Linked DNA regions of Homo sapiens: region 1 is linked to region 2. Evidence: read pairs that join two places in POLR2A ChIA-PET (ENCODE). Cell type or tissue: PC-9. All regions are shown on one strand. Links, peaks and the distances in the headings refer to the core of each region. The heading gives the core; the rest is flanking DNA.

Region 1 (3,419 bases), core at 244-2,743, 180 kb before region 2:
CCAGTGGAAGCTCCATGCTGTGGGGTTGAGAGCCTTGGGATATCAGCCTGACACACTGAAAAGAAAGCTTGAAAGCATAAATCATTCTGTAATTCTTTACTTACAGAAGGATAGAGAGAAAAAGTTTACAACAAACCTGCCACACAGCAAGCCACTGGCCATGCATCTGCCATGCCCTCTGCCATGCACCCTACCATGCCCCTGCAGTACCCCCACCTACCTCCTACTGTGTGCCCACCACACCCAACTGCAACTTGACTTCTGGCCCTAGTGCTTACTCCACAGATTGGACCAGGCTTGCTTCCTGACTCTGTCACCCCACCAACTGTGGCAGTGGAAGTTCACATAACCTCTCTGAGCCTTGGTTTCCTGAGCCCCAAAATGAGGATGCTAATTTCCACCCCATAGGACTAGTAGGAGAATTAATGCAATACTGATGAGAAAGTGCTTCGTAAATTATAGGGTGCTGTAAATTGGGAGTGATCAATTAGAATAGTTAATATTGTTTATTGTTATTGTCATTGTTAGGACCAAGAGGTAGGGCGGGGAACCAAAATTGGCCCTGAGATTAGAGAGGGAGCCCCTGGCCAGGGTCCAGGCGGAAGGACTCCTTTCCCTGGCAGAATGAGGGACATGGGTGGGGGCTGCCTGGGTGCACCTGCAGGATATCAGGGAGTGGAGGAGGGCACAGAGGTCTTCTTGTGCCCAATTTCTCCCTCTCAAGTGCTCCATCCCTTATTGTCTACCACCAACTCATTGTCCCCTGCCCTAAGATCCAACTTTGCTTTCCAAATAGGCTCTCTGGGATAACTTGAGCCCAGGAGTTCAAAATCAGCCTGGGCAACATAGCAAGACCCTGTCTACAAAAAATACTAAAAATTAGCTGTGTGCAGTTGCTCACACCTGTAGTCCCAGCTACTTGGGAAACTGAGGTGGGAGGATTGCTTGGGCTCAGGTATTGGAGGCTGCAGTGAGCTGTGATCATGACACTGCACTCCATCCTAGGCAAAGCAAGACCCTGTCTCAAAAAAGAAAAAGGAAAAAAAAAAAGGCTCTCGGGCAGAATGGGAGAGAGGGCTGCCAAGGAGCAGCTGGGCCATGATTCAGCCTGAGTCACCCATCCGAATCCTGGGGCCTCCCTCATCCAGGCCGGGCCGCAGCTGCTGGGGGTGAGGGGGGTGCAGCGAGGGGGGAGGGGGCCTGTGTGAGCAGCAGGCTGTGTGCCTGTGTGCCCAGGCTGGGGCTCTCATGACCATCAGTGCAGCACTGTGAGGGCCCGGGGATAGTGCATGTGAGGAGATCAGGGTGGGAAAGGTGACCCGATGTGCATCAGTTATCTGGGCTGACTGAGGAGGTAGAGTTTCCTCATGTGTGTGCATATGTGTATGTATGTAGCATGTGCACATGTATGAGGGCGTTGTGTGGGTGTCTGAGTAGGGCTAGAGTTTGACTCCCAACTTTATTACTTTCTAGTTGTGCAACCCTGGCAAGTTACTTAATGTCTCTGAACTTTTTAGTTTCCTCACCTATGAAATGGGAATAATTGTATTGTCTCAGATGGTTTTCTTTAGGATTAAATAGAATGAGGTGATGACTGTAAAACACTAATGTACAGTAAGTGGTATACTACCATCGTTATCATCATCTGGGGGGTGCTGGGTTATACACGGCACACAGGAGGATGGGTGTGGATCCGAGTATTCAGAGGGTGCAGGTGTGTGGGGTCTGGGTAAGTATTTTTTATTTTTATTTTTAAATAAAAAAATATAAAAAATTCTTCAATCTTCATAGCCAACTACAACTACAGGTAAGTATTTCTTGAAGGAGTGTGTGTTTGTATGTGGTGTGTGCATCCCTGAAGCAAACACAAGAACTTTACAGAAAGTTGGGTTTATATGGCACTGCCTGCCCTCCCCCCTCCCCCCCCCACACACAGAGCACACACCTTCTCTAGTGGCTTCAATTTGCTGAAATATGGCCTAGACCAGGGCCAGTATCCAGGCAACGAGTTCAGGAACTGTGGATGCTGTTGTCTTGGGAGTCTCAGACCTCAAAAGTTTTAGCCTCAAACAAAGCTAGAATGGGAGTAGCTGCCTGGGTGTGAGAAGGGGATTGTGCTTTATGGAGGAGATATGAACATGATATGAATGTGAACGAGAGGGGAAAGAGGGCAAGATACATATTTTGTGTGTGTGTGTGTGTGTGTGTGTGTGTGCGCGCGCGCAGGGGTGGCTTTGGGGGGTGGCTGCTGTCTCTGCTCTGGTACAGTCTGCTTGTCTCCATGGTGCCTGTTGCCACACACGCTTGCTTTTCAGAAAGTCACTGGGATTGTTTATTCCACCCCCGGCCTGGGCGCCAGCCAAGGAGCTGCAGGCACTTGTTTATCTTCTGGTGCGTACGAGTGTGTATGGCTCCCCAGTGGCAGAGCAACCCGAGATACATACACACACTCACACGGGTGTGGGTGACCATGTCATTTGTCACAGGGTGAGCCTGAACCCTAGGATGAGTCACAACCTGGGACCAGATGGATTCTCTCCACACGGGGACAAAGATGACCCCCAGCAATTCCAGGTGTATGCAACACCGATTCAGCAAGGCCCAAAATTCCAGGAGAGTATGAGAAGCAGGTGGCTTTGGTTCCGTGCTCCATCCCTGACTCCCCCTCCCCCCAGAACAAATCAGTGACCTGGGTCACTGCCCACCCTAGAGCTGGCACTGGGATCCATCCCATCCCACCACATGGGCTGGGGTGGGGAGGTGGTCTCCCAAGGAAGATGGAGGTGCCGTGGTCAGAAAAGGGTGTGCGGTGCTGGGCTTGCCATAACACTGCTGTCCACAGCAAAAGCACTTGGTGTATTTTTCCTCCCTACATCTTCCTTAGAGCTCTGAGAGCTAAGCATTGTATAGGATGATATCGAGGCTAAGAGAGACCTCAACCAAGGCCATACAGCTAGTAACTGGCAAAGCCAGGACTGAACCCACATCAACTGCCTCCGTACCTGTTTTGAGCTCCTCCTCTGCGTTAGCAAGTGCTTTGTTTTGTTGTCTGGAAATTTTCATTTTAAAAATGTTTTTATCAACAAGTCCCTATGGAACAAGAGTGGTTGCAGAGCATGGCAGAGGACCCAGATTTTAAAGAGGCTCCAGTGTCCACATAGCAGGCACTGCCAGAACTCTGACCACATCCCTTTGGGTGCCCTTATCATTTTTGTGCCTACCGGCAGGACTCCCAGCAGTACCTGCATCTTTGTCAGAGAGATGCTCTCAGGCTGCTGGGACCCACTTTGCCCACATTCATTGTGGGCCAGGAATGCCTGGGAATTAACATACAGCCCATGCAACACATTCCAGGGATGGCCCTTAACCAACATCTGCTGGTGTTGGGATATAAATACCCCACCTCCCTTGCCCTCAGC
Region 2 (10,046 bases), core at 2,760-5,259:
TAACTCCCACTTACGAGTAAGAACATGTGGTGTTTGGTTTTCTGTTCCTCTGTTAGTTTGCTGAGGATGATGGCTTCCAGCTTCATCCATGTCCCTGCAAAGGACATGATCTCATCCTTTTTTATAGCTGCATAGTATTCCATAGTGTATATGTTCCACATTTTCTTTATTCAATCATTGATGGGCATCCACGTCTTTGCTATTATAAATAGTGCTGCAATGAACATACGTGTGCATATGTCTTTATAGCAGAATGATTTATATTCCTTTGGGTATACACCCAGTAATGGGATTGCTCACAGCAGGCTAATTCTTGTACTTTTTGTAGAGATGGGGTTTCACCATGTTGCCCAGGCTGGTCTCACACTCCAGAACTCAAGCGATCTTTGTGCCTCAGCCTTTGAAGTAGCTTGGTCTAACAGGTCTGCACCACCAAACCCAGTTTATATTTTAATCCAAAGTGGATTTAAAAATTCCACCCAGGGTAAGAGGATTGCTTAAGCCCAGAAGACCAGCCTTGGCAACACAGTGAGACCTCTGTGTCTATAAAAAATAATAAGCAAAGTAAATCAGAGGCTGAGCTTGCAGTGAGCCAAGATCGCGCCACTGCACTCCAGCCTGGGCAACAGAGCGAGACTCTAAAAAAAAAAAAATCTGTTTGTAAAAAATTGCGTGATTTGTGAACTGTGAACAAGTTTAAATAACACCTGAGCTGGCAGAATGGGAAAGGGAGGAAAAGCAACAGACCTACTTACAGATGGTTTAAATAACCCATTTGCATTTAAATTGTCCCTACAATCTTAGCCTCTGCCTGGTTGGGAGGGCATGTTTCCCAGGAGACAGTGTAGTTTCCATTGAACTGCTTGCTGCGATGACCACCTGGACACTTTGGACACCTCATGCCGTAAACCTGCGAGTGGAGGAGTTGTCAGACCAGCAGGGTAATCCCCCTGTTTACAATGAGGGGCCAGGGTTGCTGTTATACACCACAGAGTCAGGAGTGTGTCTGGAGCTCAGGGGACTTACTGGGACATCTTTTGTCACTTCCACACCCAGTGATAACGGAAAACAAGCAATTGCCACAACCACAGCCTGACAAGGGAAGGTAATTAAAGGCTGAGACCCTTCCAAAATAAAAGTCTGGATTGCCCAGGCTGGAAAAGCATCAGGCCAACCAAAGTACTAGCCAAGGGTGAGGGAAATGCCGAATGAGTAATGGAGGAAGGAGATGACGATTATCACTTACAGCCTTGGGACCAGTTGCAGCTGCAGAGAGCTTAGTTTGTTTCACCAGCTAGCTCACCTTAAGTCTTTGTAGATTGTTGCTGGCTACTAAATGAAAAGGGATTTTTATGAATGTTTGGACTCCTACCGTCCCTCTTGGAAGGAATGAGGGCATTTTGTTCCTACAGTCGTGGAGAACTGTAGGACTGGATATAACGGGAGGGAGTGAGCAGTGCAAGGGAGGGACTGCATCCAACATCTCTTACATTTCACCTGAGATCTTTGCAGTCTTACCTATCTCCAAGGCCCTTGGTCACTTGTTGCACCCCCAGCCACTTCTGTGCTGATCAGTTCTACTTGGATGGATTCTGTCTGGCCACCTCCGTGGTGACCAGCTTGCACAGACCCAGTGCAACAGCATGTCACTTGCATGTGCACTACAGGCTTTGACTCCCGCCCTGGAGCTTTTCTATTGCTACTGGAGCAGGAGACACCATGGACCAGCGCAGCGCCTACCCACATGTGACCCAGAAGTGCAGGGGAAGTAATGGCCCGTGGGGCAAATTTTTGGCCATTAAGAGATGGGAGTGTGAACCCTGAAAGAGCCAGTCCTTCAAGATGGATCCTGAGTGGCTAAGTGGGCCTGAATTCAAAATACAGCCAAGCGGCCATTCACTGACTCTAGGTCACCCACGTATCCTGCATTCCCAGGAACCCACATGCTCATGTAATGTTGGGACTTTCATAGCTGTCTGTTCTTGTTCATCCTGCCAGAAATAACGACTGTTGGAAAATCCCATTTCGCCTCCTGAACTACTATTGTTTGAATATGGTTTGTTTGGCTCCGCCAAGTCTCATGTTGAAGTTTGATCCCCTATGTTGGAGGTGGGGCCATGTGGGAGGTGCTTGGGTGATAGGGGTGGATCCCTCATTAATAACTTGATGCTGTTCTTGTGGGAGGGAGGCAGGTCTCACTCTTAGCTCTCAAGATAACTGATTGTTGAAAAGAGCATGGCACCTCCTCCCCTCTCTCTTGCCTCTTCTCTCTCCATGTTATCTGCACAAGCCTGTTCCCCTTCACCTTTTGTCATAAGTGGAAACTTCCTGAGGCCCTCATCAGAGGCAGATGCTGGTGCCATGCTTCTTGTACAGCCTGCAGAACCGTGAGCCTAATAACCCTCTGTTCTTTATAAATTATGCAGTCTTGGGCATTCCTTTAGAGCAACACAAACAGACCAAGACACAGACCTAATCAGTAGACTATGACCTGTATCGACAAATCAGAATACAACAAGCATCAGTCAAAGATTGCATCCCTCGTTTGCATAAGTGGACCATAGTGAGAACATGGGCAGAGCTTTCTTTGTAAAAGACAACCCCTCTCTTTGTTCTCTCAGAAGGCACCTTTGTTTTCACTGAAGGATGCATCTCTCTGGTTTGCAAACTGTTCACTGGAATGAAGTCTCTCTTTTTTAAAAAAGACAATCCTTGGCCGGGCGTGGTGGCTCACGCCTGTAATCCCAGCACTTTGGCAGGCCGAGGCGGGCAGATCACCCGAGGTCAGGAGTTTGAGACCAGTCTGGCCAACATGATGAAACTCCATCTCTAATAAAAACACAAAAATCAGCCGGATGTGGTGGTGGGTGCCTGTAGTCCCAAATACTCGGGAGGCTGAGGCAGGAGAATCGCTTGAACGCAGGAGGTGGAGGTTGCAGTGAGCCAAGATCACGCCACTGCACTCCAGCCTGGGCAACAGAGAGAGATTCCGTTTCAAAAAAAAAAAGACAATCTTTGTCAGTGGAATTTATATATTTATTTATTTATTTTAGATAGTATCTCAGCTGGGCACAGTGGCTCATGCCTATAATCCCAACACTTTGGGAGGCTGAGGAGGGTGGATTCCTTGAGGCTGGGAGTTCAAGACCAGCCTGGGCAACATGGTGAAACCTCCTCTCTACAAAAAATACAAACATTAGCTGGGCACAGTGGCACATGCTGATAGTCCTGGGGCAGGAAAATAGGGTCTGGAGGCAGGGAACATAAGGCCGATTTACACTTCAGCTATAACAGGAAATATCCTCTCCATAGGGCATATGTTGTAAATAACTTTGTAACTTTACTTCATTCTCTCCATTTTCATAGGGTGTACCCGAAGTAACCAATGGAATCCTCTAGGGGATAGTTAAACTCCCAAAAATTCTGTAATGGGGTCCTTGAGCCTCTGTACTTGGGCCTGCTCCCACACTGTGGAGTGTACTTTCATTTTCAGTAAATCCCTTCATTCTTTCCTTGTTTCTTTGTGTATTTTGTCCAATTCTTTGTTCAAGATGCCAAAAACCTGGAACTCCTCCACCATTAACAGTCTCAGCTACTCAGGAGGCCAAGGCAGGAGGATTCGCTTGAGCCCCAGAGGTCAAGGCTGCAGTGAGCCGTGATTGCGCCACTGCACTCCAGCCTGGGTGACAGGAATAAAACTCTGTCTCACAGAAAAAAAAAAAAAAAGAGAGAGAGAGAGGGTCTCATTCTGTCTCTTAGGCTGGAGTGCATGGTGTGATCACGGCTTACTGTAGTCCTGACCTCAGGGACTCAAGCAGTCCTCCCACTTCAGCCTCCCAAATAGTTGGGACCACAGGTGTGTGCCACCATGCCCTCTTAATTTTTTTTATTTGTATTTTGTATACAGGCAGGGTCTCCCTAAGTTGCCGGTGTTGGTCTTAAACTCGTGGGCTCAAGTAATCCTCCGACCTCAGCTTCACAAGTAGCTGAGACCACAGGCAAATACCACCATGCCTGACTCATTTATTTGAGTTGATTTGTTGACAGGAGCCACCGGATAACATCTTGTCATCTCCTGCTGTGTGGTGAGCTGTCTCGTGTTGCAGTCGTTCATGTTGGCTCTCTGGGAATAGACCATGGGATTGACCAACACACTTAGCACCAAGCAGTAGGCAGCCCCTCGAATTAGCCCTCTCGTTTTCCTTGCCTCACTTTCCTGTTCCCTCAGGCCTGATTCCCTGAAATCACTCTCCCCAGTAAAGTATAAGCATGTGAGCTTTCAGTCAGGCTATATTCTCTACGATATTAAATATCAAATTAGTGACCCAACCACAGAGAAAATAAGGAATTTTTTTTTTTTGAATGGAGTCTCACTCATTCTGTCACCCAGGCTAGAGTGCAGTGGCATGATCTCAGCTCACTGAAATCTGCCTCCTGAGTTCAAGAGATTCTCCTGCCTCAGCCTCCCAAGTAGCTGGGATTACAGGTGCGCACCACCACCATGCCTGGCTAATTTTTGTATTTTTAGTAGAGACAGGATTTCACCATGTTGGCCAGGCTGGTTTCGAACTCCTGACCTCAGGTGATCCGCCTGCCTCAGCCTTTCCAAGTGCCAAAGTACTGGGATTACAAGCGTGAGCCACCGAGCCCAGCCAAAAATAACAAATTCAAGTGAACTTAAAACACAGTAATGTGGCCGGGCGCGGTGGCTCACGGCTGTAACCCCAGCACTTTGGGAGGCCAAGGCAGGCAAATCACCTGAGGTCAGGAGTTTGAGACCAGCCTGGCCAACATGGTGACACCCCGTCTCTACTAAAATGAGAAAATTAGCCAGGTGTGGTGGCACATGCCTGTAATCCCAGCTACTCGGGAGGCTGAGGCAAGAGAATTACTTGAACCCGGGAAGCGGAGGTTGCAGTGAGCCAAGATTGCGCCATTGCACTCCAGCCTGCGCAACAGAATGAGACTCCATCTCAAAAAATAAAAAACAAAAACAAAAAGCCATACGGTAATGTCTATGTATTCCTTTTTTTTTTGAGACGGAGTCTCGTGCTGTCACCCAGGCTGGAGTGCAATGGTGTGATCTTGGCTCACTGCAACCTCCGTCTCCCAGGTTCAAGCGATTCTCCCACCTCAGCCTCCCGAGTAGCTGGGATTACAGGCGCCTGTCATCATGCCCAGCTAACTTTAGTATTTTTGTAGGGACAGGGTTTCACCATGTTGGCCAGGCTGGTCTTGAACTCTTGACTTCAGGTGATCTGCCTGCCTCGGCCTCTCAAAGTGCTGGGGTTACAGGCATGAGGCACCACGTCTGACCTATATACTCCTTATAGGTTATATCCTGAGAACAAAAAGAAAAGCAAAGAAATCTGAAATGGTTTTAAATAATCCTAGTGTCAGTAATAATATTGATATTGTGATTTTATTTATTTTTGTTTTGTTTTGTTTTTTGTTTCTTTTTTGAGACAGGGTCTTGCTCTGTTGCCCAGGCTGGAGTGCAATGGTGTGATCTCAGCTTACTGCAACCTCCACCTCCCGGGTTCAAGTGATTCTCCCACCTCAGCCTCCCAGGTAGCTAGGACTACAGGCGCACGCCACCATGCCCGGCTAGTTTTTAGTAGAGACAGCGTTTCACCATGTTGGCCAGGCTGGTCTCGAACTCCTGACCTCAAGTGATCTGCCTGCCTCAGCCTCCCAGAGTGCTGGGATTTACAGGCGTGAGCCACTGCGCCCAGCCTGATATTGCTACACACACACACACACACACACACACACACACACACACACACACACACAGGCATGCACTTAAATATATACTCCCAGTGGGTCCTGAAACCACGAATAGTACCAAATCTGAATGCTGTCACTTGAAGCTTGTTTCTGTTCATCTCTCCCACCCACAAATGTAATGCCTTTTCCATCTGAACTAAGCACTTAACACATACTGCGGTGTAACTTTTGCAGTTTGGGGTGTGACAGCAAAACTGGCACAAATTTCGTTTTCCTTCTTGACAGTTTCATGGATAGATTTGTTTCTATCATAGATCTTAGCAACCTCAGCATACAATTTTTTTCTTTCCTTATTAAATCAAGAACGTTCACCTTTACACTTAAAGAAAGGAATGTATGGCTTCTCTTTGGCGTATCTGAGCTGCCAGCATCACTACTCTAAGCTTTGAGACCAATATTAAGTAAAATAAGGGGAACCTGAACAAAAGCACTGAGAACCGCAACAATTGATCTGTTAACTGCAGAGTTATCAGATCAACTGCAAAGTGACTGATGGGTGGGGAGTGTATACAGCATGGAGACGCTGGACAAAGGGGCGACTCACATCCCATACAGGATGGAACGGGAGGATGCAAGATTTCATCACGCTCCTCAATTCAAAACTTATGAATTGTTTATTTCTGGAATTTTCCATTTAATATTTTCAGACTGTGGTTGACCACAAGTAACTGTAACCATGGAAAGTGAAACCAAGAATTATAAGGGACTACTGTGTATATATGGAGACAGCAAAAAAGAGTAAATATGTTATGCATTGGAACCAAGATTTTTGGTGAAAGAAAAAATACATAGATCTAAAATCAAAGAGATTAAGTAAAAACATTATTTTAAATTTAAATTAGAAATTTCAGTAAGAGGCCAGGCGCCGTGGCTCAAGCCTGTAATCCCAGCACTCTGGGAGGCTGAGGTGGGCAAATCACGAGGTCAGGAGATGGAGACCATCCTGGCTAACACGGTGAAACCCCATCTGTACTAAAAATACAAAAAATTAGCTGGGCGAGGTGGTGGGTGCCTGTAATCCCAGCTACTCGGGAGGCTAAGGCACGAGAATGGCGTGAACCTGGGAGGCGGAGCTTGCAGTGAGCCGAGATCGCGCCACTGCACTCCAGCCTGGGCGACAGAGCAAGACTCTGTCTCAAAAAAAAAAAAAAAAAAAGAAATATCAGTAAGACAGTAAGACTACAGTGCGTTTTCTTTTTCAAACAGAAACTGTATTTCCTAGTTTTCTTGACTAAAGAGGTTTATAAGAAATAATCAGGCTAGGTGCAGTGGCTCACGCCTATAATCCCAGCACTTTGAGAGGACAAGGAGGGTGGATCACCTGAGGTCAGGAGTTCGAGACCAGTCTGGCCAACATGGTGAAACCCCGTCTCTACTCAAAAAAATGCAAAAATTAGCTGGGCATGGTGATGTGTGCCTATAATCCCAGCTACTCAGGAGGCTGAGGTGGGAAAATTACCTGAACCTGGGAGGTGGAGGTTGCAATGGGCCGACATCGCACCACTGTACTCCAGCCTGGGCTACTGAGCAAGACCCCGTCTCAAAAAAAAAAAAAAAAAAATTAATGCCTGAGGTGCCCACCTAGTGTTTTCTAAATACCATTTCCCACTCAAAGGTTACAAAACCCTTTGAAGAAATGATTAATTCCAGTCTGGGGCAGGACATGTAGAGGATGAGCCACAAACACCTTGCTGTACCAGAAAGCAATAAAGTTGTTACCTGAAACATCAAAACATCAGAATGTTAATGACATTGGAACAAGTTTGAAGAGGCTTCCACTGGCCAAAGACTGGGAAATTTAAGCATCAAAAAGTATACTGTTAGCTGGGTGTGGTGGCGTGTGCCAGTAGTCCCAGCTACTCAGGAGGCTGAGGTGAGGGAATCACTTGAGCCCAGGAGGCGGAGGCTGCAGTGAGCTAGGATCGCACCACTGCACTCCAACCTGGGCAACAGAGTGGGACCCTGTCTCTAAAATATTAATAATGATAATGATGATGACTATCCTTCTCCACTGAATTGCCTTTGTAACTTTGTTGCAGTGGTCTGTACATGTGTAAGACTTCTAGACTCTATTCTCGTTATTTATCTGTTTATCTTGATGCCAATACCATTCTGTCTTGATTACCGTAGCTATATAGAACATCTTGACGTTGGGCACAGTGGCTCATGCCTGTAATCCCAACACTTCAGGAGGCTGAGGTGGGTAGATCACGAGGTCAGGAGATCGAGACCGTCCTGGCCAAAATGGTCAAACCCCGTCTCTACTAAAAATACAAAAATTAGCTGGGTGTGGTGGTGCGTGCCTGTAGTCCCAGCTACTCGGGAGGCTGAGGCAGGAGAATGGCTTGAACCAGGGAGTTGGAGGTTGCAGTGAGGTGAGATCGCGCCACTGCACTCCAGCCTGGCGATAGAGTGAAACTCCATCTCAAAAACAAAAAACAAAACACAAAAAAACAAAATCTTGAAATCAGGTTGTTAGTTATCCAGCTTTGCTCTTTTCTAAAATTGTTTTGGCTATTTTAGGTCCTTTACATTTCTGAACAAATTTTAGAATCAGTTTGTCAATTTCTTTCTTTTCTTTTTTTTATTATTATTTTTTAATATATATTTTTTATTGATCATTCTTGGGTGTTTCTCACAGAGGGGGATTTGGCAGGGTCATAGGACAATAGTGGAGGGAAGGTCAGCAGATAAACAAGTGAACAAAGGTCTCTGGTTTTCCTAGGCAGAGGACCCTGTGGCCTTCCGCAGTGTTTGTGTCCCTGGGTCCTTGAGATTAGGGAGTGGTGATGACTCTTAACGAGCATGCTGCCTTCAAGCATCTGTTTAACAAAGCACATCTTGCACCGCCCTTAATCCATTTAACCCTGAGTGGACACAGCACATGTTTCAGAGAGCACAGGGTTGGGGGCAAGGTCACAGATCAACAGGATCCCAAGGCAGAAGAATTCTTAGTACAGAACAAAATGAAAAGTCTCCCATGTCTACTTCTTTCTACACAGACACGGCAACCATCCGATCTCCCAATCTTTTCCCCACCTTTCCCCCCTTTCTATTCCACAAAACTACCATTGTCATCATGGCCCGTTCTCAATGAGCTGCTGGGTACACCTCCCAGACGGGGTGGTGGCCGGGCAGAGGGGCTCCTCACTTCCCAGTAGGGGCGGCCGGGCAGAGGCGCCCCTCACCTCCCAGACGGGGCGGCTGGCCGGGTCGGGGGCTGACCCCCCACCTCCCTCCCGGACGGGGCGGCTGGCCGGGCAGAGGGGCTCCTCACTTCCCAGTAGGGGCGGCCGGGCAGAGGCGCCCCTCACCTCCCGGAAGGGGCGGCTGGCCTGGCGGGGGCTGACCCCCACCTCCCTCCCGGACGGGGTGGCTGCCGGGCGGAGACGCTCCTCACTTTCCAGACGGGGTGGCTGCCAGGCGGAGGGGCTCCTCACTTCTCAGATGGGGTGGCTGCCGGGCGGAGGGGCTCCTCACTTCTCAGACAGGGTGGCTGCCGGGCGGAGGGGCTCCTCACTTCTCAGACGGGGTGGTTGCCAGGTAGAGGGTCTCCTCACTTCTCAGACGGGGCGGCCGGGCAGAGACGCTCCTCACCTCCCAGACGGGGTCGCGGCCGGGCAGAGGCGCTCCTCACATCCCAGACTGGGCAGCGGGGCAGAGGCGCTCCCCACTCAGACGATGGGCAGGTCAGGCAGAGATGCTCCTCACTTCCTAGATGGGATGGCGGCCGGGAAGAGGCACTCCTCACTTCCTAGATGGGATGGCGGCCGGGCAGAGATGCTCCTCACTTTCCAGACTGGGCAGCCAGGCAGAGGGGCTCCTCACGTCCCAGACGATGGGGGGCCAGGCAGAGACGCTCCTCACTTCCCAGACGGGGTGGCGGCCGGGCAGAGGCTGCAATCTCGGCACTTTGGGAGGCCAAGGCAGGCGGCTGGGATGTGGAGGTTGTAGCGAGCCGAGATCACGCCACTGCTCTCCAGCCTGGGCACCATTGAGCACTGAGTGAACGAGACTCCGTCTGCAATCCCGGCACCTCGGGAGGCCGAGGCTGGCGGATCACTTGCGGTCAGGAGCTGGAGACCAGCCCGGCCAACACAGCGAAACCCCGTCTCCACCAAAAAAATACGAAAACCAGTCAGGCGTGGCGGTGCGCGCCTGCAATCGCAGGCACTCGGCAGGCTGAGGCAGGAGAATCAGGCAGGGAGGTTGCAGTGAGCCGAGTTGGCAGCAGTACAGTCCAGCTTCGGCTCGGC

Evidence for each region. ChIA-PET counts read pairs that join two places held together with the same protein. Peaks named below come from ENCODE experiments on the same cell type or tissue, not always from the same donor. Only the 100,000 strongest peaks of a DNase experiment are listed, where the experiment ranks them.
Region 1: POLR2A ChIA-PET joins it to region 2 with 13 read pairs; 7 of 35 experiments call an interaction of 5 or more read pairs at or near these places.

Annotation. Positions count from the first base shown.
Region 1 is chr5:176,612,978-176,616,396 of GRCh38, reverse strand. No RefSeq gene overlaps it. Among named protein-coding and RNA genes, the nearest start is that of GPRIN1, 4.5 kb to the right of the region's middle. In PC-9, for the core only: no CTCF peak of the experiment used is centred there; no DNase peak of the experiment used is centred there.
Region 2 is chr5:176,433,167-176,443,212 of GRCh38, reverse strand. No RefSeq gene overlaps it. Among named protein-coding and RNA genes, the nearest start is that of FAF2, 10 kb to the left of the region's middle. RefSeq lists an enhancer at 8,305-9,051. In PC-9, for the core only: no CTCF peak of the experiment used is centred there; a DNase peak (open chromatin) is centred at 4,042; H3K27ac peaks cover 1,464 bases.